3 separate regions of the Homo sapiens genome follow, and all the other regions are linked to region 1. Evidence: read pairs that join two places in POLR2A ChIA-PET (ENCODE). Cell type or tissue: GM12878. All regions are shown on one strand. Each heading gives the region's core, and the rest is flanking DNA. Links, peaks and the distances in the headings are about the cores only.

What was found. ChIA-PET counts read pairs that join two places held together with the same protein. Peaks named below come from ENCODE experiments on the same cell type or tissue, not always from the same donor. Only the 100,000 strongest peaks of a DNase experiment are listed, where the experiment ranks them.
Region 2: POLR2A ChIA-PET joins it to region 1 with 5 read pairs; 5 of 35 experiments call an interaction of 5 or more read pairs at or near these places.
Region 3: POLR2A ChIA-PET joins it to region 1 with 7 read pairs; 1 of 35 experiments calls an interaction of 5 or more read pairs at or near these places.

What each region holds. Positions count from the first base shown.
Region 1 is chr16:10,889,266-10,894,265 of GRCh38, reverse strand. The region is part of intron 1 of CIITA (class II major histocompatibility complex transactivator); the gene reads right to left. Among named protein-coding and RNA genes, the nearest start is that of CIITA, 15 kb to the right of the region's middle. In GM12878, for the core only: no CTCF peak of the experiment used is centred there; a DNase peak (open chromatin) is centred at 2,412; H3K4me3 peaks cover 349 bases; H3K27ac peaks cover 3,312 bases.
Region 2 is chr16:10,943,812-10,955,047 of GRCh38, reverse strand. CLEC16A (C-type lectin domain containing 16A) reads right to left here and starts at 10,484. Exons shown (of 24, transcript NM_015226.3): 1 at 10,251-10,484. The coding sequence starts at 10,330. RefSeq lists enhancers at 1,001-1,070, 5,335-5,484, 10,412-10,471, 10,692-10,871. In GM12878, for the core only: CTCF peaks have their summits at 5,224 and 5,565; a DNase peak (open chromatin) is centred at 5,507; H3K4me3 peaks cover 2,994 bases; H3K27ac peaks cover 2,514 bases.
Region 3 is chr16:11,777,302-11,788,537 of GRCh38, reverse strand. It overlaps ZC3H7A (zinc finger CCCH-type containing 7A), which reads left to right. Exons shown (of 23, transcript NM_014153.4): 2 at 6,150-6,251; 3 at 7,074-7,113; 4 at 9,175-9,372. The coding sequence starts at 6,184. Among named protein-coding and RNA genes, the nearest start is that of ZC3H7A, 14 kb to the left of the region's middle. RefSeq lists enhancers at 95-354, 4,801-4,860. In GM12878, for the core only: no CTCF peak of the experiment used is centred there; DNase peaks (open chromatin) are centred at 4,787, 5,417, 5,661 and 6,527; H3K4me3 peaks cover 3,412 bases; H3K27ac peaks cover 4,555 bases.

The DNA of each region.
Region 1 (5,000 bases), core at 1-5,000:
ACCTTAAAAAAAATGCTAAGTGAAGAAGCCGGACACAAAGGGTCACATATTGTATGATTCTATTTATTTGAAATGACCAAAACAGGCAAATCCATGGAGACATAAAGTAGGAGGGGTGGGGCGTGGTGGCTCATGCCTGAAATCCCAGCACTTTGGGAGGCTGAGACAGGAGAATCGCTTGAGCCCAGGTGTTCAAGACCAGCCTGGGCAACATAGCAAAAGCCTATCTCTATTAATTTTTTTTTAAGAAAGAAAGCATATTAGTGGTTGCCTAGGGCTTGGCAGAGAGGGATTTTGGAAGGAAATGGGGAACAACTGCTGATGGGTCTGGAGTTTCTTTAGGGGGTGATGAAATGTGCTAAAATTGACTGTGGGGATGGGAGATGGTCACACAACTCTCTGAGTATTCCCAAAAGAACACTGAACTCTACTTTTTTTTTTTTTTTTTTTTTTTTTTTTTTAAGACGGAGTCTCTGTCACCCAGGCTGGAGTGCAGGGGTGCAATCTTGGCTCACTGCAACGTCTGCCTCCCAGGTTCAAGCCATTCTTCTGCCTCAGCCTCCTGAGCAGCTGGGATTACAGGCACCCACCACCACACCCGGCTAATTTTTGCATTTTTAGTAGAGACAGTGTTTCACCATTTTGGCCAGGCTGTTCTCAAACTCCTGACCTCAAGTGATCCGCCTGTCTCCTCGGCCTCCCAAAGTGTTGGGATTACAGGCATGAACTGTACTTTTTAAGTGGGCAAATTGTATATGTGAATTACATCTCAATAAAGCTGTTAAAACCTAGGAAGTAAGCATTATTGTCTCCATTGGCAGATGAAGAACTTGAGACCCAGAGAAGACAAGCAGCTTCCTCAAGATCATGTAGCTCTTGCTGGGGAAAGCCAAGCTGAAGGCTCATCTGTGTGGCTCTAAGGCTCCTGCCAGGATCCGTGGTTCAGGTCCATGTTTCCATGGTATATTCATTTCCCAGGGCTGCTGAAACAAGGTACCAGCATCCAGGTAGCTCAGAACAACAGCACTTTATTCTCTCATGGTTCTGGAGGCCAGAAGTTGAAGCCAAGGTGTCAGCAGGGCCACGCTGCCTCTGGAGGCTCGAGGGGAGAATGCTTCCTTGCCTCCTCTAGCTGCTGGGAACTACTGGTGATCCTTGACTTGTGGTCTTGTGGCTGCATCACTCTAAACTCAGCTTTAGTGGCCACATCACCTACTCCTCATGTAGCAAGTCTCTTTCTCTTATAAAGACACTTGTCATTGGATTTAGGACCCACCTAGATAATCCAGGATGATGTCATTTCAAGATCTTTAATTCTTTTTTTGCCTTCTTTTGAGACAGAGGCTTGCTCTGTTGCCCAGGCTGGAATGCAGTGGCGCTGTATCGGCTCACTGCAACCTCCACCTCCCAGTTCAAGCGATTCTCCTGCCCCAGTCTCCTGAGTAGCTGGGATTACAGGTGCTCACCACCATGACCAGCTAATTTTTGTATTTTTAGTAGAAATGGGGTTTTGCCATGTTGGCCACGCTGGTCTTGAACTCCTGACCTCAGGTGATCCTCCAATCTCAGCTTCCCAAAGTGCTGGGATTACAGGCATGAGCCACTGCACCCAGCCCCTTAACTTAATTCTATCTGCAAAGACCCTTTTCCCAAATAAAGTCACACTGACAGGTTCCAGGGATTTGACATGGACATATCTTTTGGGGGGCCACCTTTCAACCCACCACACATGACATGCAGATGAAGGCTGGAAAGAAACAGAGGGAGCTTCCTGGAGGAGGTAAGAGGAGAGCTGGCCCTGAAGCTGGAAGACCAGAGGGAGGCTCCTACTGCCCTGTTCTGGGCCCAGAAGAGAATACATTGAAGAGTAAGCTCATGAGAAAACACACACTCAACTTGCCACCCCATTCCTGAGACTCATTTTCTTTTTCTTTTTTTTTTTGAGACAGAGTCTCACTCTGTCGCCCAGGCTGGAGTGCAGTGGTGCAATCTTGGCTCACTGCAACCTCTGCCTCCCGGATTCAAGCAATTCTCCTGCTTCAACCTCCCAAGTAGCTGGCATTACAGGCACCCGCCACCATGCCTGGCTAATTTTTTTATTTTTAGTAAAGATGGGGTTTCACCATGTTGGTCAGGCTGGTTTCGAACTCCCGACCTCAGGTGATCCACCCGCCTTGGCCTCCCAAAGTGCTGGGATTACAGGTGTGAGCCACCACACCCGGCCCAGAGACCCATTTTCTTTCACGCATCCACAGCTTTCACTGCCTGGGGAGAGGCTCAGCACAGACCCCCGGATGTCACAGAGAATGATCTTTCCAGTCCAAGCTGGGGCACTGGCTGGGCCCACTTGTTCATGACGGTTGAGCGGGGGCTGCAGGAACCCAAACATAACCGGCTTGCAGCGAGATCCCAGCCAACCATGACTAGAGGAAGCAGAACTGAAAGATGGGGCCACCGCCCTTTTCCTGGAGCAGGGCCAAAGCTGGGAGATGGTTGGGGGTGAGATGCTCCACCTCTCCCAGCCCCTTGGTCAGGGACACAGGCACAAAATCTGTTCTCTCAGAGCAGTGAGAAAAGACACCTTTGCCCCAGCTCCTGCCTGATGCCCGCCTCCCATTCCACCCATGCTCTTTATTAAGAACCTACATTGCAGCAATCTGCCTCCTCTTTGAGGCAGTGTGATCTCGTGACAAGAGCTCCAGACTGATCCTAGCAACTCCGTGAATGAGTTGTGTGACTTTGGACTTTGGGCCATATCTATAAAATGATTCCATATCTATAACATTTCTATAAGATAATTCCATATCTATAAAATAATAAGTTACCCAAACTCAGTTTTCTCACAGGGCATTGGGTCTGCCAGGGACCTTCAAGCTTGACCTCTTTCCTTCACTCTGCAGATGACAAGACTGAGACCCCGGGAAGGACGTGACTTGCACAAGACCTCATAGCCTGTCGGTGGCTGCCCCTGCCCCTTCTCCCCCACTCCCCCTGCCAAGACTCCCAGGCTGGTGCTCTTTCCCCCCAGTCAAAATGTTCCCAATGAAATGATCACCCTTGTCCTGTCTGGGCTCAAGCATAGAGACACAGGTGGTATCACAGATGGGGGATGGTGGGAGGGACCGCAGGGAGGAGCCTGGAGACATTTAGCCCACCCCCACTTATTGATGAGCTCTGCTTCAAACTCTGGATGACACTGCTGTGTGGTTAAGCACACAGTCAGAGAAATAAATTGAGAAGGGAAAGAAGGCAAGTATCGTGAGCTTTGGCGTAAAATTTACCAACTTTGAGACTACCCCTACCTACCAACACACTGTAACCTGGGCAAGTTCATTTTTTAAACCACTTGGAGCCTCAGTTTCCATATCTATAAAATGCGAATAATAATTGGCAACTCACAAGGATTAGGGGAGTTAAGTCACGCGGAGCCCTTAGCAATGGGACTGGCAATCAGTAAGTGCTGAATGAACAGAAGTTTAAGGCAGCACAGCTTCTACATGGTGAGTATAATATGTGTGATGGCCATCATTATTAGTTTGCTTCTTACGTTTGTGAGAGTGACAAAGGGACCCTTTCCCTTCCATTTCTTCCGAGGTCAAACTTTGTGAAGCCGAGCTTTCTGTTCTTTTGCATAAGGGGACCCTGCAGACTTCATAGGAACAAGAAGGGCCCCATAGGCCGGGCATGGTGGCTCACATCTGTAGAAATTCCAGCACTTTGGGAGTCCAAGGCAGGAGTATCACCTCAGTCCAGGAGTTTGAGACCAGCCTGGGCAACATGGTGAAGCCCTATCTCTACAAATAACACAAAACTTAGCTGGGCGTGGTGATGTGCATCTGTAGAACCAGCTACTCAGGAGGCTGAGGTGGGAGGATAGCTTGAGCCTGGGGAGGTGTCAAGGCTGCAGTGAACTGAGATTGCACCACTGCACTCCAGCCTGGGTGATAGAGCCAGACTGTGTCTCAGAAAAAAAAAAAAGGCCCCCACAGCCAGCAGGGCAGCTTGGATGGTCTGGCCACGCTCCCCATCACCACCACTGAGAAGTTGCCTGGGCAAAAAGTCACCAGAGGGCCTAAGATCTGCGTCATTGGCTCAACCTGGACAAGAAGAAACCCCCTCCCAGAAGCCCCCAATACACATTTCAGCGCCCCACTTCCTGCTTCCCTAAGACTGAAGCCTGCACCTTAAGCACTTCCTCTTGGGTGATCAAGGATTTGCAGCTCACAGTGGACTTCTGCCTCCATCCTCCACACCATCTGAGTTCCCAAAAAGCTCTGGGGAAAAGGCAGGGTAGAGTGTTATGCCCATTTGAGCTTAGAGGAGGTTCACACGCCTCAGTGAAATGGCTTGTCCAAGGTCATGTGGTTTAGGAGCTTGCATCTGAATTCTGGCTGTGATGCCTTAGCCAAGTCACTTGACCTCTCTGAACATCAGTTTTCCCAATATTAGTTCTGGAGAATGAAGATTGCCTTGCAGCCCACCACTGTGGGAGGCCGAGGCAGGCAGATCACTTGAGGTCAGGAGTTTGAGACCAGCCCGGGCAACATGGTGAAATCCCGTCTCTACTAAAAATACAAAATTAGCCAGGCATGGTGGCGTGCTTCTGTAATCCCAGCTACTTGGGAGGCTGAGGCAGGAGAATCGCTTGAACCTGGGAGGCAGAGGCTGCAGTGAACCAAGACTGCGCCACTGCACTCCAGCCTGGGCGACAAAGTGAGATACCATCTCAAAAAAAAAACAAAAAACAAAAAACAAAAAAGATTGTCCTGCAGGATCATCAGAAGGCCAAGGGAGTTCTGTGTGGGGTGCCAGCTATGTGGGAAGCCTACAGTCAAAGGAAGCCCATTACATTAGAGGGTGTCAAAGCTGAAATTCAGGCCCAAGACTCTAGGTTTCCCCACAACGCCACAGCTGCCTCCCAGTCACACCAAGATCTACTTGAATCTTGGCATGGGACCTTCCTCTATCCCCAGAGCCAAGTTTCCTATGTCTATAGATGC
Region 2 (11,236 bases), core at 3,320-8,319, 57 kb before region 1:
AGTCAAGGCTTCCTCACTGGGTTGTTCCAGAGAGGCAACGTGACCATGCACAGAAAGAGCCAAGCACAGCGCCTGGCACAGAGCAAGGGCTCAACAGAAGCAGGCTTGGCTGCCATGGTGATTAGATTATGGTCATTGTGGTGGGGGCCGTTATTCACATTATTACTACATTATCTAAGGAATATTCCAGGAAGGTAGAAAAGAGATCAGGCTAGATTCAAACAGGGAAAGAGGGCTTCAGGGCAGGAGTCGTGATGGGAAGGTTCAGCGAAACCAGAGCAGGAAGTAGAGAAAGTCTGGTATTTCCTGAGAGGCACTAGAGTATATGGTTAATTACAAACACTGGTATAATTAGAACATAGGGTTAATCACAGACACTGGAATGCCTGGGTCTGAGCACACCTCCATCACTTATTAGCTGGGTGATCCTGAGCAGGTTACTTTCCCTCTGTGCACCTCAGTTGTCTCACCAGTAAAATGTAAACAGCAATGGTACCTGAATACTTTAGTATCTACCTATTTTGGTGGTGTTGGGAGATAACAGATAACTAACTTGGCAGTTACTATGTATGATACAAGTGCTAGCTATTGTTATTGTTGCCCTTATTAAATAATTTCTGGGGGAAAAAGACCTAGTAACTACCAGAAGGCCCTTATAGGCAGAGAGGGCAGGGCGGTAAGTCCTGAAAAAAAGATTCTAGGAGCCCCCACGTGCCTGGTTCTCTGCGAGGGCTTCATGTGACCTACAGACTCACAGTAACCTGAAGATGTGCACACTGTTGCCACTGCACAGGACAAGACAGCAAGTGAGGTTTGGCGACGTTCAGTAGCTCGCCCACAGACCTGTGGCCAGGAAGAAAGGTCTGAGAACTCCATTTGTTTCTTGGCCTCTCAATACTTGGTGTTCTTTGCCCTGGTCGGTGGCGCCATCTGCTGGGTATGCAGTGATATTGCGTGGGGGCTTTCTTCCAGTAGTGAAACCGGGTGCCTGTTCATATATGTTTATGGACTGTTTGAATATCTTCTTTTGTGAGGTGCCTGTGCAAGTCTTTTGCCCATTTTTTTTTTTTTGAGACGGAGTCTTGCTCTGTCGCCCAGGCTGGAGTGCAGTGGTGCGATCTCCACTCACTGCAAGCTCTGCCTCCTGGGTTCACGCCATTTCCCTGCCTCAGCCTTCCGAATAGCTGGGACTACAGGCGCCCGCCAGCACGCTCGGCTAATTGTTTTGTATTTTTAGTAGACATGGGGTTTCACTGTATTAGCCAGGATGGTCTCGATCTCCTGACCTCGTGATCCACGTACCTCAGCCTCCCAAAGTGTTTGGATTACAGGCGTGAGCCACCGCGCCTAGCCTGCCCATTTTTAAAATTAGGCTGTGTGGCTTTTTCTTGCTTTTCTTTATATACTCTGACCACAAACCCTTTACTGGAGATAAATATTGCAAATACTTTCTCTGATGGTGGCTTACCTTTTCGTTCCCTTTATACTGGGTCTTTAGATGAGTAGAGGTTCTTAATTTTAATGTAGTTCAATTTATTAATCTTTCCCTTGGATGGTGTTTCTTGTATCAAGCTTAAGAGGTTCTTACCTACCCCAAGGTTATAAGGAAATGCTTTTTACTTCTAACAAAGTTACTGTTTTACTCTTCGCATTCTGACTTTGAGTACATCTGGAACTGATTTCTGTGTAGGATATGAGGTACTGGCCAAAATTAAGTTTTTCTATATGGAAATCTACTTGACCCAGCACCATTTACAGAAAAGGCCCTCACTTCTCTACTGCACTCCAGCGCCACCATTGTCATTAATCAGGTGACTACCCATGTGGGTCTCATTCTGGATACTCCAGTTTCATTGATCTATTTGTCTATCCTTGTATCAAGACCATACTGTCTGATTACTGCAGTTTTACAGTAAATCTTGCCATATAGTAATTAAGTCTTCCAACTTCTTTCCTTCTGTTTTTCAATATTGCCTATTCTTGGCCCTTTTAATCTCCATATACATTCAAAAATCACCTTCTTCATTTCCACAAAAATACGTGCTAAAATTTTCTTAGACTTGCCCTACATCTATGGCTAAATTTGGAGAGAACTGACATATTTACAATAGTGTAACATTCTGATATTTACAGCATTTGTTTCCATGCTCACTTGACAGGAATCTTGCAGATCTATTGTTAGAGTTGCTGCTAGGTAGTCGACATTTTTTTATGCTATTGTAAATGATATTGTTTCAAATATTCATTTTCTAAATGTCTTTTGCTGGTATACAGAAATACTCAGTAGACTGCAAGCTCCAAAGCTCAATGAGGGTTACACCTTCACCTTGCTCGTCTTTCTGTCCCACAATGCCCTGGCACACCGTTTTACACAGTGTTTTAGGAAGAGATGCTCAATATACATTTGCTTGAATGTAATGGGGGGAAAGGCTGAATGGATTAAGATTTAATGTTTTAATGGTGTATCTAATTCCAGGGCTTTGGAAGATTAGGTAATTCAACCACCTCAGAGATATAAACATTTTAATAACTTTTTGTTGTTGTTGTCATTTTCTGAGATGGAGTCTTGCTCTGTCATCAGGCTGGAGTGCAGTGGCGTGATCTTGGCTCACTGCGGCCTCCGCCTCTTAGGTTCAGGCGATTCTCCTACCTCAGATTCCCAGGTAGCTGAGTTTATAGGCGCAGGCCACCATGCCCAGCTAATTTTTGTACTTTTAGTAGAGATGGGGTTTAGCCATGTTGGCCAGGCTGGTCTTGAACTCCAGACCTCAACTGATCTGCCTGCCTCGGCTTCCCAAAGTGCTGGGATTACAGGTGTGAGCCAACTCACCCGGCCCATTTTAATAAAACCTTCTGATTATAAATGTAACATTCACTTTAGAGAAGTAGGAAACTTTGACAACAATGAAAGAGAAACGGCAACCGTGGTGCCTAGAGATGACTGCTGCTGGAGTTGCAATCTATTTCCTCGGGTCTTTTTCTTTGCTATGGATATTTACATAGTTGAGGTCATGTTGCATTATCCATTTCAGTGCCAATCTTATTTCCCACCTCAGCTAAAACAAAAGCACTTTTTTTGGTTATTGACAACTGTTTGCAAATATCTGTAATGGCTACACAGTATGACACTGAAAGGACAAGCACAGTAGCAACTCTTTTGAAGGGCATTAAGATTCCTAATTGTGTGAGTGATAACAATGTTGCTATGACCATCTTTGTATGGAAAGCTGTGTCTTTATCTCAGAAAAGTTTCAAAGGACAGAATAATTACCTTGCTACTTAACGGCAGCAAATTAAAATGTTTCTCTTACAATGATAACCACTGTTAGAATGACAACGTGTTTTCTCAAACTATGTATGTACCTCAGTAAAACAGATGAAGCTTCCTATTACTGCCAGTCTCTGTCTGAGTGCTTCGTTTAATCCCAGAAACAATCGACCCTTTGGGGATGATGCTCTGGGAGCTGAGGCATCTGCCCAGGGCCCTGGTGCAGCACAGGAGGTGCCTAGGTTACAACCAGGCAGACTGAACTCCAGACCCCATGATTACAACCCTTCTAGGACTACAGAAATGCAAACAATGAAGTAAGCAACAATTTTATTGGCCAAGAATTTACATGAGGTTATGAATGCCTAACACACAAAAAATAAATTAAAAAAACACCAAATAGATAAACCAAAAAGGCATGAAAATACTATCAGATCTTATGGAAAGTCCTTATAAAAGGCTCTAACTCCCATTTGTCTGGAAAAGAGCCAGTATTCTCATATCCCCAGCAGGAGCTCTGCAGATGCAGTCTCAATATCCGAGCTTTGCCTGTTAGCTAACTCTCCACCGACAGATGAGCTTCAGAGTTTGAAATGCCTGGAGAAGAGAAACTGTAACCAACACACTCGAGGTGCATCACCAAGGATGACAGACGTAAACAAATCTGGCCTCAATAGCCTCTGCTTTCTCAAGAGTCACTAATTTCACAGGTTAAACCACTACAGTTAATAATGCCCCATATCCTTCAAAAATTAGCAATTCAGTCCATTTCAGAGACAGGAATACTAGGTCCAAGTTCATTTCAGTGACAGCATTTTCTGCACGTGCTATGCCTTGCACCATAATGAGCTTATTAGGATGCTCCTCCTTCAAGATTTTGAAATGTACATTTGCAAGGTGGGGCATGAGAAAGGATAAGCAGAATGATAGGAGGTCTGGGGGTTAGAAATTTACCCCCCAATGTCCACACAGCTCCAAATAACAATGTCTCAGGTGTGGTAGAGGGATGGGAGACACAGAGCCTGTATCTGTCTGGCCTGTTCAGCACTCGGGCAGAGGCCCTGCAGACGTTCCCCAGTGTGTCCCACTCTGTGCCCTGAAAACCACCATCTGGTCAGTGTTCAGCCTTCTGGCCAGCAGGACAAGGAGAAGCTTCACGGAGGGTGGAATCAGGCTAGAGGATTAGAGAAGGTGTTCACAGGCTGTGCTTCCCCTGGTGAATCATCCCCCAAAGATGTCAAACAGGGCCGGCAAGTGAGGCTGGGCCGGGGATGTGTAGGGTATAGGCAGGGCTATACCCTAGCTTTCTTTAGGGCTTTAGCCCTAGAGAAAGTCATGGCTGTGGCACAGGTGCTGTGACTAAACTGGGGAGAACAAGCAGTTGTTGGGAAAAGACTGGCCTTTTCTGAAAACAGAGGTCTGCCTCTCGTTCATCCTGTGACAAATATTTGTTGATTGCTTACTATCTGCCACGTCCTGTGCTGGCATACCAGTACCCAGCTGAACAAGCCATACAGGCTTTCATGATTCTTATGTTCAAATTGGGAGAAAACAACAAAAAAGATATGTAACAAAGGAAGACAATGTCTGATAGCCAAAGGACAGGAACCCCGGCCAGCTTCCTGAGGGTCTAACTCAAGGCCGAGATGAAACTTTAAGAACGCACAGGAGCTAACAGCCGACCCACTCTTTGGCGATGAGAAGTATATAATAATGTGTTAACTGTGTGGGACAGTGTGAACAGGCACAGAAGAAGTTAGAGAAGACAGCAAAACTCTTGTTGGCTGAAGTCACCAGGGCAATTTTTAGGGAAGAACTGGCATTTTCGGGATAGAGCTAGGGATTTGGATGGGCAGGAGGAAAAGAGCAGGGGACCTCAAGTGGGCAGGCGAGGTATGTGTGTGAGTGGACCACCAACAGGAGATACACCTGGATGACAGCAGCTGCTACCGTAACTCACCAGGGGACGGCAGCAGAGCCCCTGCTCCCCGCCCCACCAACACATGTGGAGGCCCACCTCCAGTCTGCCCCTCATCCAATCCATTCTGCCAGCTTCAGCCAGACCACAGCCTTTCTGTAGTTAAAAAACCTTCAGTGGCTCCCTACTGTTCTCACTCATAGTCTGAATTCCTTAAAGTGATTTACAGGGCCCCAGGGGACCTGGCCTCTGGAGACTGCCAAGCATGGCTCTGAGCTTGGGTCCTCACTTCCTCTTCACCCAGTGAACACTCCCCTGCTGAACCACGTGAGTTCTGCCAATGTGCACTGCTCCCCTTGCCCCACTAGGCTTTCTCAAATGCCTTTTCCTCTGCCTGAAACATCCTTCCTTCCACCTGACACCCCGCTGCCTGGTAACAACGACTCACCCCGTTGGTCTCCATTTAAACAGCGTCTGCCTAACAAGGATGTTCCTAACTCCCTGTGCTCCCAAACTAGATGGTGGGAAGGCCTGGAAGAACTTAGACGTGACATAGTGGGAGCCTAGGACCCATAATATGTGGCATGGTGAAGACGATATTTTAAGAAAATCAACATGGCAATATTGTACCCCAAGCTCTAACACTGTCAGTGCCACCTTAGCCAAAACTTGAAAGCACCAAGAGTAGGTGTGCGTCTGTCTACCTGCCATGGATCCATTCTCCGCCTTCTTTGGGCAATAACCCCTGATTCTCCCATGGGGAACCACTCTTTTCTCTCATTCTTTTCCACTAGCTTGAGTGGAGCTAATCCCACTCTTGCTCCAGGGAAGGGAATATGAGTGAGGAATGGCCAATCAGATCCCCCTATACCTTTGGCCAGAGTGACAGTTCAGGGGTGGCATGAGACCTTGCTGGTCCAGGGATACTCAATCTCAATTCTGGACTTCTGCTGGCAATATTGAGAAAAGAAGCTCTCTTTTTCCTCAGGAATGCTAAGCTGATATGATGTAAGCCTGCAGCCTGCCTGAAAATGACACCAACAGGAAAAAGGTAGAGCTGAAAGGTGGAAAAAGGCCGATTTCTGACGGCTCCAAACACCTGGATTCAGCCATGGTTTAGCGGGGACAGACCATTCAGTGACATGAGCTATTCAATCCATTTGAGGCTTAAGGCAATTCTAGCTGGGTTTCTGTCACTGGAACCAAAAATCTTGACCCCCACACAAAGTGGACCAGAATGAAGGCCACAATACAAAAACGACCAATTTCTACCAGCCGCAGACTTGCAGTCCCTGGTAAAGATGATGTTTCAGTAGCAATCAAACGATTCCATCACTCAGGCTTCCGCTTGGTGGTGGACATTTGTCAGTCAATGTCACAGCCTTGCCACTAATCTGGACAATAAACCACCCATGGTGTGTAGCAAATAACCTCTTGACTACTTCAATCTGCCTGAGCTAAATCACTAACTCAGTTCAGCAGACAGAGACCACAGGTATGAAGTTTTCTACCATTTAGCAAAAGTAAAACCCTAACAGGAAAATTCCTTTCCAGTTTGCAAGCTGGGAGTGTTACAAAGAATAATGAAGCTAAAAACAGTTTCCAGCTCTCTGTGCTATCTTCTCAACCTTTCTGTAAATCTCAAACTGTTCTAAAAAAGTAAAGTCTAGGCCGGGTGCAGTGGCTCATGCCTGTAATCCCAGCACTTTGGGAGGTCAAGGAGGGCAGATCACAAGGTCAGGAGATCGAGACCATCCTGGCTAACACGGTGAAACCCCGTCTCTACTAAAAATACAAAAAATTAGCTGGGCGTGGTGGCGGGCGCCTGTAGTCCCAGCTACTCTGGAGGCTGAGGCAGGAGAATGGCGTGAACCCGGGAGGCGGAGCTTGCAGTGAGCCAAGATCGTGCCACTGCACTCCAGCCTGGGCAACAGAGCAAGACTCTTATCTCAAAAAAAAAAAGAAGAGGGTTTCCAGATGCCTTGTGTATTTAAAAAATAATAATAATAAATAAATAATTCTTTTAACTATCTTAAACTTTCCCTCTCCATCCATACTGCTCTAGGTCAAGGTAAGAGTGTATTAAGAACTGTCACTTGTCACTGGTAGGGTGACCAGTTTATACTAGTTTGTCCAGGACTTTCCCAGTTTTAGCACTGAAAGTCCCATATCCTGGGAAACCCCTCAGCCCAGGCAAACCAGGACGGTTGGTCACCCGAAGTGTCAGATAAATCCCAAGCCCCTTCCTACTTCCAGCCTTGTTTCCCACAGCTATCAGCCCCCACCTGGACATGCCACAAAACCCGCAGGGTCCTGGTCACAGTGCTCCGCCTCCCGCCCCTGCTGCCCGCCAATGGTGGCTTCTGTTCATTCTTGGAGAACCCGCGCTGGTGTTGTCTCCTCCAGAAAGCTCCCAATAAGGGTTCCCACAGAACCCTGGGTCCATGGCGATCTCAGCACTTATCACACTGTACAGTCACTGGCTCTACAGCTGTCTCCCCCACCAGCCTGCAAACTCCCTCAGGGAACGAGCTGTTCTGTACCCAAGACCCAAGATGTTTACCAACAGAGCCAAATGCAGAGTGGCACAAGCCCCAGGGTGGGCACTGGCTGTTTACAAAACTCTTTTCCAAGTCACTGGGGGATCTTCTAACCCCCCCACCAATACACAAATCTCAGGTTCTTGGGGCTGTAATATGGATTAAGCTGATCTGCCTGATTCAGGGCAGGCAACTTGGGTTTCCAAAGAAGCATCCGATAGACATGTGATCTAAACAATGAACCCAGGCAGTTCCCAGGATACTGCAAAGGAACCAGAGACCGTTTACCATTCCCTGCTGGCTGGCAAAGATGCCCCATTGGCGATGAGACTCAGCCAAGTCAAAAGTGTTCTCAAACAGACTTATTGGGAAGTTTTATTCAGAAAGACAGTATAATGAGCACAAGCTCGGGAGTCAAATCCTGCCTCTGGTACCCTTCAGCTGCTGACACCTGGGGGCAAGTCACTGAAGCCCCCTGAACCTTAGTTTCCACTTCCGTAAAATGGAAACAATAATGGTTCCTGTAACTCAGACTTGTGAGGACTAAGGGAATTAACACACAGGCAGTCCTTAGCAAATACCTGGTACAGAATAATGCATTCGATAAATTAATAAATTAAGGTAATTTAAAAGGGCTAGAGTTAAGCAGAGTTAGGTGAGAACCTGGAGGTACCTGGATGCCGGCAGGAGGCCCAACCTCCTCTGGATAACTCCCCTCCCCTCCTCAGCCACCTCCGCCCACTCGATAAATTCCTGAAATCCTTCAACCACTCCCTTTCCCGGCCAGCTGCCCTCCCATCTAAGATCCCCACCTCCCTACCCACCCCAGACTTGTCCTGGGCCTCTTTCCTCCCCTTGTCTTCTCTCACCACCTCCTGCTCTAAAAGTGCCCCTCACCACATAGTGAACCCTCCTGCTCCCCACTCTTCAAGACTCACAAACGTTTACTAAATGCTGCTCCATGCTAGAAAGGTCACAGCTGAGAACTGTGGCCCTGCCACTACCCCTACCCCACTCCCGGGGACACATGAGAAGTCCCTATCTAATTCCCTCCCACCAATCCTTTCCACAGCCCCGTCTCCCTTCCACTACTTCCCACCATATCCCTAACCCTATCTTCCTCCTTTCCCATTAGTAGTCTCAGGATCTCCTTCTGGAAACCTGCCTATTTCTTGACACTGAAGATTTGTCTACTCCCCTCTTCAGCATCCCCGCCATTTCCCTCCCTAAAGCCTTTCCCTTCATACAGATCTCTATTTTTCATCATCCTCCACACCTGCCCCCAAATCCTGGGTCCTGGCCTGCATGCTCTTCATCTCTCCCCAATTCAATCATTCATTTTTCCACTCTTTAAGTAAGCAGAGAGCAGTCCTAGATGCTGGGAATACAACTGTGAACAAACCAAGCAGTCTGTGCCCTCGTGAAGTGCCAGTTTAACAGAAGACAGAAAATAAGTATAAATAAAAAATAAAGAATAATCGCAGAGAGTGGAGAAGCACTCAATGAAAGCAAGAGAAAGATGTGATGGATAGGAACTGGGATGGGGGGAGCACGTTAGGTAGGGTGGTCTGGGAAGGCCTCGCTGAGCTGATAATAAACACAGCTACCACTACTGGCCACCTACTATGTACCTACTGGGTCAGTCACCTTCCATTTCCATTACAATGTTCACGATCCCCATTTGCAAATGGGAATCTGGAGGCTCAGAGAGGTGAAGTAATTTGCCCAAGGTCACACAGCCAGTAAATGGTGGTTTCAGGATTTGAACGCAGGTGTGGCTGCAAAGCCAGCCTCTTAATTTCTGCACTCCTGGTCCCAAGACCCTATCTGCCACCTGTCCTCCCCCAGAGCTGTAGAGTCATTCCCTCCTCAGAGGTCTCTATTTTTCATCATCCTCCCCAATCGCCCCAAAATCCTGGGTCTCAGCGTGCATGCCCCCAGCTTAGACTCCCCTCGGAAAATAATCTGTTCTTTTATAATAATTAATGCCGTTTAATGAGCAATTGTACGTGTTCTGAGCTTAACGTTCATTCTCTTATCCAACCAACTCTCAACACAATAGCAGGAAGCAGGTGCTGTCACTCTACTCTTTTTACAAGTGGGGAACCTGAGGCCTACATTCACACAGATAGATTCGGACCCAGATCTGCCCGACTCCAGGACCCAGGCCTTTGACCCTCTAAGCTGTTCAGTTTAAGAAGTACCCCGCCAGGAAACTTGGTGGACACCGTCAAGAACAAAGTCTGTGTCCATAAACTGAAATCGCATCCTCTCGCTTTACAGGTGGGGATACGGAGACTCTGAGAAATTAAGCGACTTGTCCAAGGTCACACAGCCAAGAGCGACGGGGTCAGGGTTCGAACCCAGGCGCCCTGACTCCCGAGCCCTCGCTCTTAACCACCACACGGGCTTCCCCGGGCGCCCTTCGCCGCCGCTCTCACGCCTCCTAGAGCCCCGACCCGGAGCTCGGCGCCCCGTCCCCCTGTCCAGCCCCGAGGCCTCCCGCTACGCCCCCCACACTCACTTGAGGTGGTCCAAGGAGTGGATGTTGCGGGAAGTCTTGCCATGGCCCCCGCCCACCCAGCTCCGCGAGCGGCCAAACATGTCGGCGGCCCCGACCCGTCTCTCGTCTCACGGTCTCATGCCGGACCAGCAGAGCGGCCCAGCGCCCGCGGCGGTAGCACAAGCGGAGGATGCGGCGGCGGAGGCGGTGGAGGAACCGCGAGCCGCCTTCCTCCCCGGCCCACAGCCCAGCACTGACATTCAGCCGGAACCGGCCGTTCGACCGCCGCGCTTTACGGCCGCCGCCGCGTGGGGCGCTGGGAAATGCAGTTCACCCGCGTGGCCTTCGGCGGCAGGACTCCGCGAACGGACTACAAGGCCCGGCATGCATCGTGCAACCGCGGGCCTACGGCCATCCACAAAAGGCGGGGCGAGAGGAGGAGCGACCGCAGAATCCTCCGGGTGGGCGGGAATTGGAAGCTTTGGGCGCAGTCCCGGAGAGGGAATCGGCGTAGATGGGTCAAGGAAAGTCACCACTGTAGTAACAATTACTAGATTTATAATAAGAATAAGAATAGTATTGGATGGTGTATACTATGCAAAGCCACTATCCTAAGGGCTTTACATATTAAGGTATTTAATTTTCACAACCATCCTATGAATTGGGTACTATTATCGAACCTATTTTATCATCAGGGAAACGGAGTCACTGAGAGGTTGACTTACCCAAGATCATGCAGTTAACAAGTGGCAAAACCAGGGTTCATAACCACGCACGCACCCTTATTTTTCATTCCCTTTATAAACCAAAACGGCACTAGATAACAACCTTATTTGTCCTGACAGCCTTTTTCTTTTTCCACTTCAATTAAGTGTGTGTGTGTGTGTGTGTGTGTGTGTGTGTGTGTGTGTGTGTGTGTGTGTGTGTTGGAAAAGGCTGGATGCAACAATGCACCAAACTGAACATTTTGTACTTCCAGAGGATTCCTCTGGTCTTCAGCCAGAATC
Region 3 (11,236 bases), core at 2,538-7,537, 890 kb before region 1:
CAAACGGGCGGAAGGGCAAATGGGTGGCTAAGTGATAGGATGGGAAGGAGACATTCCTTTTCACTGTCATGTTAAAATGAACAGTTTAGGATGTCTGTGAGAAATTCAAATGGAACTGTCAAACAGGCCAGAGGGTCTGCCTGGGGATGGACGTGAGAGTTGTCATGGGGCCCTAGATGAGGGCATTTGACATCTGATGGAGGGAGGACCTCTATGGGAGAGTATGGCTCGGGGAGATCTCAAGAGTGGGTCCTCAGGGCTCTCAAGGTGAGAGGTCTGTGGAGATGGAGCCTCAGCTTGCAGGAGACAGAGTGGCCTGTGAGGTGGGGACAGACCTAGCCCAGGCTGTGAGGTGGAAGTTGAAGGGAGGGGCCCCTGGGAGGGAGTGCTGCTGAGACTGAGTAAGAAAAGAGACTGTTGGGTTAACTTTGTAAAATTCTTTCTTTCTTTAAAATTGAGGCTAGATTTTAACAGTATCCAAAAATAAGATAGTATATTTTTAAACGTCTTTTTCTTTCTTTAAAAAAAGGAGTATGGGGCTGGACGAGGGGGCTCACACCTGTAATCCCTGTGCTTTTTTTTTTTTCTTTGGAAACGAAGTCTTGCTCTTGTCCCCCAGGCTGGAGTGCAATGACGCGATCTTGGCTCAGTGCAACCTCTGCCTCCTGGGTTCAAACGATTCTCCTGCCTCAGCCTTCCGAGTAGCTGGGATTACAGGCACCTGCCACCATGCCCGGCTAATGTTTGTATTTTTAGTAGAGACGGGGTTTCACCACGTTGGCCAGGCTGGTCTCGAACTCCTGACCTCAGGTGATCTGCCCGCCTCGGCCTCCCAAAGTGCTGGGATTACAGACGTGAGCCACTGTGCCTGGCCAGTCCCTGTGCTTTTAATCCCTGTGAAATTAAAAAAATTAGCTGAGCATGGTGGCACACTTGTAGTCTCAGCTACTCAGGAGGCTGATGAGGGAGGATCGCTTGAGACCGGAAGTTTAAGGTTGCAATGAGCTGTGATCACACCACTGTACTCTAGCCTGGATGACAGGGTAAGACCTTGTGTCAAAAACAAAACAAAACAAAAACACACACACAAAGGGGTGTGTGTTGGGGGGAGATTATTTCACAGGTAAAACTAATCAATGGTGAGGAAAAAAGAAATTACAGTAGTGGTTTGGGGAAGGGGCATGAAGGAACTTTGTAGAGTGACAGTTAATGGTCTATATCTTTTCTTTATTTAAGAGACAAGATCTTGTTCTGTTGCCCAGGTTGGGTTGTAGTGGCGCGGTCAGCAGCTCACTGCAGCCTCCAACTCCTGGGCTTAATCAGTCCTCTTGCCTTAGCCTCCTGAGTAGCTAGGACTACAGGCACGTACCACCACACCTGGCTTAATTTTTTGTAGAGATGGGGTCTCTCCATCTTGCCCAGGCTGGTTTCATACTCCTGGGCTCAAATGATCCTCCTGCCTTGGCCTCCCAAGGTGCTGATCTATATCCTGATAGGGCTCTGGGTCACATGAGTTTGTCAAAACTCACATTAAGATTTGCGTGTTTTACCTTAAAAAACAAAACTGTAAACAAATATTGATCTCTACTTAATTGTGTGTGTGCTGAGATGTTTAGGTATCTGCAGCTGACTTTGAAATTTATTAAAACAGTAAGACGGACTGATGAATGAACAGAAGGATGAGCAGATAGATAAAGATGGGCAGATGTGATCTCACAAAATATTAATTGTGGGTTTGGGCATACAGTATTATAATTGTTTTTAACTTTACTGTGTGTTTGAGAACTTTCAAAATAAAAGTTTTTGGGGAAACTTAAAAAACTACTGAACATGAAATACTCTGTCATATTATATTCAAATATTGCCTGATATTGTGATCCTAGATCTATAAACAGCTAAAGGGGTGTATTTTGTGCATTAAAAACGTCTGTATCCATTTTCCGTTTCCTTTCAATCACTTACTTGTGGTGTCAGCTCTTTGCCACACGCCTTTTGTGTATAAGGTTGAGGTTCAAGGTTCTCTAACACTTTCTGGGGAAAATAGCTTTAAGGCTATAAACTTGGCAGATATCACTACCCAGGAGTCCATTCTTAGCCAGCAGATTAACTTTTTGAGTCAACCTCAAACCAATTCCCTACCTTGGCTAGATAGAGGCTGAGAGAAAGGTACATCATTCACTGAACTGTGTGGCCATCGTCCTGGTTTCAGACATCCTTTTCTTTTGTTCCCTCCCTCTGGCCTGACTGCTCTGGCATCCTGCATACTACTCTGGGTTCCTCTGAACTCTAAAGTTCGAACTCTAAGTAAATTGCCCTGTTTTAGCTAAAACAAACAAAAGCCCGGTGGTCCCTTAAGTCATCTTTCCAAGGAAGGGCTCAGAGGATACATAAACTTTAAAAATTTGTTTAATTTTTGTACAGAGGTAATTCATTTACGTGGCTCCAAATAAAACAAAAGTTTTGAACACATAGATTGAAAAGACCTCGTCCTACCCCTTTTCCAGCCTCAGTCTTCTACTACTGCTGTAGTCTCCCATGATTCCATCTGGGACTATTTTATGTTTACACAAGCATATGTCAATATATATACCTACCCGTCACTTTAAAAAAACACAAAACGGCCAGGCGCGGTGGCTCACGCCTGTAATCCCAGCACTTTGGGAGGCCTAGGTGAGCAGATCATGAGGTCAGGAGATCGAGACCATCCTGGCTAACGCGGTGAAACCCTATCTCTACTAAAAATACAAAAAAGTAGCCGGGCGTGGTGGCGGGCGCCTGTAGTCCCAGCTACTCGGGAGGCTGAGGCAGGAGAATGGTGTGATGCCGGGAGGCGGAGGTTGCAGTGAGCAGAGATCGTGCCACTGCACTCCAGCCTGCGTGACAAGTGAGACTCTGTCTCAAAAAACAAAACAAAACAAAATGGGTCATATGGATACTTAAATGCCTCATCTTTTTTTTTTTTCCTATAATTTCTTCAGGCATTTCCTTTTTGATAGACACTGGGTTAGTTTTTTTAAAAAAATATTATTTTTGAGACAGGGTCTCACTCTCTTGCCCAGGCGGGAGTGCAGTGGCACAATCGTAGCTCACTACAGCCCTGACCTCATGGGTTCAAGCCATCCTCCTGCCTCCATCATCTGAGTAGCTGGGACTACTGGTACGCACCACCACACCCGGTTGCTTTTTTTTTTATTTTTTCGAGGCAAGGTCTCACTCTGTCACCCAGGCTGGAGTGCACTGGCATGATTGTAGCTCACTGCAACCTCGACCTCACAGGCTCTATCAGTCCTCCCAACTCAGCCTCCTGAGTAGCTGGGACTACAGGTGCATGCCACCATGCCTGGCTAATCTTTGTTATTTTTGTTTATTTATTTATTTTGAGATGGAATTTCACTCTTGTTGCTCAGGCTGGAGTGCAGTGGCACCATCTCGGCTCACTGCAACCTCCGCCTCCCGGGTTGAAGCGATTCTCCTGCCCCAGCCTCCGTAGTAGCTGGGATTATAGGCATGTGCCACCACGCCCGGCTAATTCTGTATTTTTAGTAGAGATGGGGTTTCCCCATGTTGGCCAGGCTGGTCTGGAACTCCTGACCTCAGGTGATCTGCCCACCTCAGCCTCCCAAAGTGCTGGGATTACAGGCATGAGCCACCATGCCCTGCCAATTTTTTTTTTTTTTTTTTTTGAGATGGAGTGTCACTCTTGTTGCCCAGGCTGGAGTGCAATGACGTGATCTTGGCTCACTGCAACCTCCGCCTCCCAGGTTCAAGTGATTCTCCTGCCTCAGCCTCCCAAATAGCTGGGATTACAGGCATGCACCACCATGCCCAGCTAATTTTGTATTTTCAGTAGAGGTGGGGTTTCTCCATATTGGTCAGGCTGCTCTGGAACTCCTGACCTTGGGTGATCCACTCGCCTCGGCCTCTCAAAGTGCTGGATTACAGGCGCGAGCCACTGCGCCCGGCCTCTTTTAAAATTTTTTGTAGAGATAGGGGGTCTCCCTGTGTTGCCCAGGTTGGTCTTGAACTCCTAGGCTCAAGTGATCTTCCTGCCTTTGCCTCCCAAAGTGCTGGGATTACAGGTGTGAGCTACCATGAGTGGCCTGAGTTAATTTAAAAAATCTTTTTCTTTTACAAATAGTGCTTCCTTAAATTATTTTGTACATATAAATTTTTAGAAAACATTTATAAATTAAAAAAATATATAAATTTTTTTAAAAAAGCATTTCTATTAAGGACATGGGCCAACATGTCCAAGTAGCTAGAAGGGTGGAATGAGCTTCCATGCCCCTCATCCAGCTGGAACCATTATCCATATTTTTGGCATTCTTGTTTTATTTCCACCCAGCTACCCCCCTTTTGGCTAAACTGTTTTAAAAGCACATTCCAGAAATAGTGCCATTTTACTCTAGTGTCATGGACTTCTTAAACTTCTTATTTTGTAATGTTTCAAACACATACAAAGTCCAGAGAATAGTACTGAAGAATCCCCTGCACTTCTCACCCTCCCCTGGTTATCAGCATTCTGCTGTTTCCTCCCCACCTCACAGCCCCCCCCTTTTTTGTTGTTACTGGAGTATTTTAAAGCAAGTCCCCTATGTCATATCCTTTCCCATGTAAACACTTCAGTAAAGTACCAACTTTATAGGACAAAAATATTGAGAACTGACGGTGTTTCAAAGAAGAAAGGGTTTAGCACCAGTTATCAGCATTTGGGACATTCCAACCCCCATCTCACCCTTATACTTTGAAAAAAATGAGATTTAAAAATAAAACTGTAAATGCCAAGCAATAATGAAACTAAAAAATTTCAGCAATGTACTTCAAACATGAGTGGAATTTCCCTTCCTGTCACCTGGGTCCAAATACGTGGTTTATGTGTAAGATGTTGTCTTAACTTTAGGTCTCAGTTGTTCTCAACTGGGGCTGATTGTGCTTTCCCCACCCTGACATTTAACGATATCTGGAGACACTTTTGGTTGTGAGTGGGGTTGGGGTGAGGGGCTACAGGCATAGTGGGTAGAGGCAGAAATACTGCCAATGTCCTGCAATCACAAGACAAGGAATTAGCTAGCCCAGAATGCCAAGCCTGAGGAACTCTAGTTTGGGCCACTGGGAGATGATGTTTTATCTCAGATCTCTTCTCTGTGGCTCTCCTTGAACTTGGGGAACTGCTCGGTGAACGTTGATTAGTGGAGGTGGGGCCCAAAAGAATGATATGTGTTGACATTTGCAAGTGTTATATTGAGGATAACATTTTAATATCCAGAAAATTCCAATGGAAGTAACTTTATATCATTATTTTATCTGTTGTATCAACAATAATCATTTTGGAAGTTTGTGGGACAAAATATGTATAAGGTTTAAACTTGGCTTACAAGGAAGTCAGACTCCCTCGGAGGCAAGCGGATGTGAAACCTTTTTATTTCTGGAGAGCTTCCAGAAGCAAAACAAGGCTGGAACTGTTCTAGGGACAGCTTATGCGTGCGTGTAGACAGGGAAAAACAAAACCTGAAGCCAAAGGAGGGAAGAGGAAAGGAAGGGGAGACATGACTTTTTCCTGGAGACTGCTCAGGAGGGGTATACAAAGTCTGCATAGCCATTCAGCCTTAAAGAATGTGAAAACTGGCCAGGCGCTGTGGCTCACACCTATAATCCCACACTTTGGGAGGCCGAGGTAGGTGGATCACTTGAGGTCACGAGTTCGAGACCAGCTTGACCAGTAAGGTGAAACCCTGTCTCTCCTAAAAATACAAAAATTAGCCAGGCGTGGTCGCAGGCATCTGAGTCCCAGCCACTCAGGAGGCTGAGACAGGAGAATTGCTTGAACCCTGGAGGTGAAGTTTGCAGTGAGCCGAGATCGCGAGATCGCGCCACTGCACTCCAGCCTGGGCAATGGAGCGAGACTCCGTCTCAAAAAAAAAAAAAAAAAAAAAAAAGAATATGAAAACGGTGTGCTTATGGTGTGCCGGACCACAGGGGAGCCACAAAGATGACTCCTGTACGGTCCCTGCCGTCCAGGACCCTGGAGTCAAGTCAGAAATGGATGTGTCCACAGCTGATTGTGTGACAAGGTCTGGATTTGTGGGTGTTTTCATTGGAGTCCAGGGACCCTGGTACCTTATGTGCTTTTTTGCCTTGTTTCTTTCCAGATTGCTCATTTAGAAAGTGGATGTGTGGGATAACATGTCCAATGTGTCCGAGGAGAGAAGAAAAAGGCAGCAGAACATTAAGGAAGGACTGCAGTTTATACAGTAAGAGCTTCAGAGTTCTTGTGTTCTTGCCGCGTCCTAATTCTTTGGTGTGGATGTATGTTTTGTGGAGAGGAAGAACTCTTTAGTCATGTTTAATAGGTCCAGTTAATTTGGGTTAGAAACTCCATATTCTAGCAATATTTTTTTCTTTTGTCCATTTGAACATTCTTGCATTCGGAAGCAAGTGTTACTTTTGCTGGCTTTTAGGGCTACAATTGTTAGTCTCCCCCAAAACGTTAGACTGAGAAATTTGAATTTGTTCTATGAACAGTGCTGCTGAGTGGAAAGTGACTGAAAATGAACATCTGGCGGCACAGAGGGCTTCTGTGATCAGACGTGTCTGTTCAGAAGCTCAGTGTTTAATTGGACTTCTTGAAGCATGTCAATGATGAGACAGCTGTGGTTTGGATGGACATGTCCGGGCAGAAGGGCCTCTTTGTTCCTTCCTGGGAAGGAGACATTCTCTCTATACTGCAGTAAATTGGATCAAATATTGTTAGTGGCTCTGTACTATTTTTAACCTCTTTTTTGGCAGTTGAAGAATTAGGGTTTTTAAAAAATAGAAGTAGGTTTGAAAGTAAAGTGTTGTACTTAAAAAATACTAAGGAATAGTATATATATATATATATATATATGTATATGTATTTTTTTTCCCATAACTGTAGTCATCTGTGAATAATGGTAGTAAAGGAGGAGGAAGTCTTTGAAATATGCCTTGAACCAGTGGCAAGCTAATGGAACCACAGATTTAAGATGACTTCTGGCTGAACAGGTCCCGATAAGGAGCTTGATAATTACAGTTAATTTGTTTCTTCTTCTTAGGTCACCGCTGTCATATCCAGGAACACAGGAGCAATATGCGGTAATGACTCCGGGAAGGTCTGCTTGAAAGCTCTGCAAGTGGCTTGTGAACTGTAATTTGTAGCAGGGGTTGGCAAATGATGGCCTTGTGGGCCCAATCTGGCCTGCTGTCCTTTTATTTTATTTTATTTTATTTTATTTTTTTGCAAATAAAGCTTTATTGGAACACAGCCACACTCATTTGTTTATGTATTATCTGTGGCTGCTTTTGCAACATATGGTAGTTTTGACAGAGACCATATGGCCCATGGAGCCTAAAACATGTACTGTCTGGGCATTTGCAGAAAAAGTTTGCCAACCCCTTCTATATAGGACTTTTTTTTTCTTTTTCTTTTTCTTTTTTTGCATACTTGCACAGTTGCCCTGTATTTTCTTTCCTCTATTAGGGTGGTTTTGAATTAATTTATCTTTTGAGCCACTTGAAAATTACTTCTCATGTCATTGAAAATAAGTGGGACAGAATTTATTGAGAAAGAGTGTGTGGAACATTTTTTTCTGTTAGGAGATGTTCTGACAGCAGCTAAGGGGGACTGGATACCAAGAGGGAAGAACTAGTGATCTGCTGTTTAGGAACAGGGAGAAAGCCCAGTTTATTGGGACTTTGACTGCAGACTCTTGTCTCTACTAACTATTGGTTCACCTGTGTTTTTTTTCCTCTGAGGGTTTTGAGGCTTCTAAATGTCACTTTCTTGCTGCCTCTCTCCCTCCTCCCCTTTTCTTCTCTCTTGTTCCTTAGCTCTCTACAAACAGATTTGGAATAAAAAAGTATTAGAGCCAGAAATAAACTGTAACAGTTGTTTCATTTTGCACGTGGACCTGGGGTCTAAAGATGTTAAGTGGCATGTCACGAGTTTTGTTAATAGTTGATCCGTCCAGTCTTCTAAAATAATTTAATCAGCTAAAATAATTTAATCAGCTTAGACAGGAATTCATAAAATGAGACAAAACAAGTTGAATATTTTTCTGATCTTGTGATGAAAAAGAGCTTTTAAAATACTAAATTATGGCCAGGCGTGGTGGCTCACACCTGTAATCCCAGCATTTTCGGAGGCTGAAGCAGGCGGATCACTTGAGACCAGGAGTTTGAGACCAGCCTGGGCAACATGGCGAAACCCTGTCTCTACTAAAAATACAAAAATTAGCCGAGTGTGGTGGCAGGTGCCTGTAATCCCAGCTACTCGGGAGGCTAAGACACGAGAATCACTTGAACTCAGGAGGTGAAGTCGCAGAGAGCCGAGATCGTGCCACTGCACTCCAGCCTGGGTGCCAGAGTAAGACTCTGTCTCAAAAAAAAAAAAGAAAAGAAAAAAAAGAACTAAACTAAAGCGTGATAGAAATAATGAAGGAAAATGACAAACTTTTATACATGCTAAAAGAATGTGTATACTTACTTGATAAGAAAAAAGTTTAACATCCCCCTCCCCCCAAATCAGTAAATGACCTGAGCAATTTACAGAAAAAGAAATACAAGGGGTCCGTAAAAATGTGGAATAGTTCAACTTCACTGGTAAAGACATGCACATACAAAGAGGATACCATTAAAAAAAATAAATAAACACAAAACGATACCATTTTCCACCTAGAAATTGGTAGATTTTACATATATGTGCACGGGTACCCACACACGTGTACACACACACACACTACCTAGTGTGTATGGGTGCTATAAAGTAAACCACTAGAAACATTTTTCATCATGGCCTTTTTGGAAGGCAATTTGGAAATACTGCTCAAAAGCCTTAAACTATTCATTCTCTTTGACTTGGGGCTTCCACTTGGTTTCTCTAGCGGGCACAGAATTGGAGATGTGAACAAATATTTATAAGGTACTTTGCTGCATTTTTCTTAATAGTGAGAAATTGAATTTCCCCTTGAAAAAGCAAGCAAGATTCAATCCCTAGCTGAGATAGCAGTGACTTGGGCTGCATCTCACAATTTCTTAGAGCAATGCTGCTGTTCTGTCACATTGTTTCCTGTGAAGTTTTAGGTATAAAAATTAAAATTTACTTATACCATATCTTGTTTGATAAAAGGCTTCAAGTGGTAACTTTCTTTTTTTTAGGTATATTTGCGTGCTCTCGTGAGAAATCTTTTTAATGAAGGAAATGACGTTTATCGGGAACATGATTGGAACAACTCGATAAGCCAGTACACGGAAGCCTTGAATATAGCTGATTATGCAAAATCTGAAGAAATTTTAATCCCCAAAGAAATAATTGAAAAACTATATATAAATCGTATTGCCTGCTATTCTAATATGGTGAGTTGTAATTTTTAAAATGATGTTTCTAGAGTGAAAAGAATTTTTTCAATGACTTAGTACATTAATAAAAAGTCAATTTCTTAAGTTTTTAAGAAAGTCATATTACCTGCTTTTGGAGTGGCTTGAGGCTTTTAAAAATTAGCTTTGGATTGGCCGGGCACGGTGGCTCACGCCTGTAATCCCAGCACTTTGGGAGGCCAAGGTGGGTGGATCATGAGGTTAGGAGTTTGAGACCAGCCTGGCCAATATGGTGAAACCCCGTCTCTACTAAAAATAAAAAAATTAACTGGGCATGGTGGCGTGTGCATGTAGTCCCAGCTGCCCGGGAGGCTGAGGCAGGAGAATCGCTTGAACCCAGGAGGCGAAGCTTGCAGTGAGCCGAGATTGTGCCACTGCACTCCAGCCTGGGCGACAGAGCAAGACTCCGTCTCAAAAAATAAAATAAAATAAAAAAATAAAAATTAGCTTTGGACAGAAGGTTAGGGATTTAAGAAATAATTTGTTTCTTAGTTATTGGTCCTTGATGATTCCCATTTGAGTATGGCTTTTGAAGGTGTGTCTGCTTATAAAAAAGTCATCCAGGGAAGATACAGGTCTTCACAGGTCAGTGTGTCTTTCAGGTATCCCTGTTCACAGTTAACATCTTAGTCAAGATCCAGTTGATCTTGTAAAACACTCTTGGTAAAAAACACTCTTACGAGTGTTTTTTTTTTTTTTTTTTTTTTTGAGACAGTGTCTCGCTCTGTCACCCAGGCTGGAGTGCAGTGGCACGATCTCGGCTCACTGCAACCTCCGCCTCCTGGGTTCAAGCAATTTTCCTGCCTCGGCCTCCCGAGTAGCTGGGACTACAGGCGCATGCCGCCGTGCCCAGCAAATTTTTTGTATTTTGTTAGAGATGGGGTTTCACTGTGTTGCCCAGGCTGTTCTCGATCTCCTGAATTCAGGCAATCTGCCCGCCTCAGCCTCCCAAAGTGCTAGGATTACAGGCGTGAGCCACCGTGCCTGGCGAGTGTTTTTTTAAATCAAGAAATAGTAATTAGTCTTCAAAGGAATTCACACTAGATTTTCACATTTTTAAGCTTAAAAGCTTTTGAAGTGCTTTTTTTTCTTTTTTTCCTTTTAAAACTTTTTTTTTTTTTTTTGAGACAAGAGTTTCACTCTTGTTGCCCAGGCTGGAGTGCAATGGCACAATCTTGGCTCACCGTAACCTCCGTCTCCCGGGTTCAAGAGATTCTCCTGCCTCAGCTTCCCGAGTAGCTGAGATTACAGGCATGTACCACCACACCTGGCTAATTTTGTATTTTTAGTAGAGACGGGGTGTCTCCATGTCGGTCAGGCTGGTCTCGAACTCCTGACCTCAGGTGATCTGCCCGCCTCAGCCTCCCAAAGTGCTGGGATTACAGGCATGAGCCACCACGCCTGGCCACCTTTTTTAAATTTTTGAGATGGAGTGTCACTCTGTTGCCCAGGCTGTAATGCAGTGGCACAATCTCGGCTTACTGTATCCTCTGTCTCCTGGGTTCAAGTGATTTTCCTGCTTCAGCCTCCCGAGTGCTGGGATTATAGGCACCCGCCACCACGCCTGGCTAATTTTTGTATTTTTAGTAGAGATGGGGTTTTTACCATGTTGGCCAGGCTGGTCTCGAACTCCTGACCTCAGGTGATCCACCCACCTCGGCCTCCCAAAGTGCTGGGACTACAGCTGTGAGGCACTGTGCCCAACCTGAAGTGCTTTTAATTTTCACTGTGGATACTCGGTAAAATATAACCATGAATTTAAGAAAAATATCCGTGTTGTCACCTAGCTCTTTGTTAAAGAGCATTCATTGTTTATTTATTTTGTTTTGGGTAATATATTCCT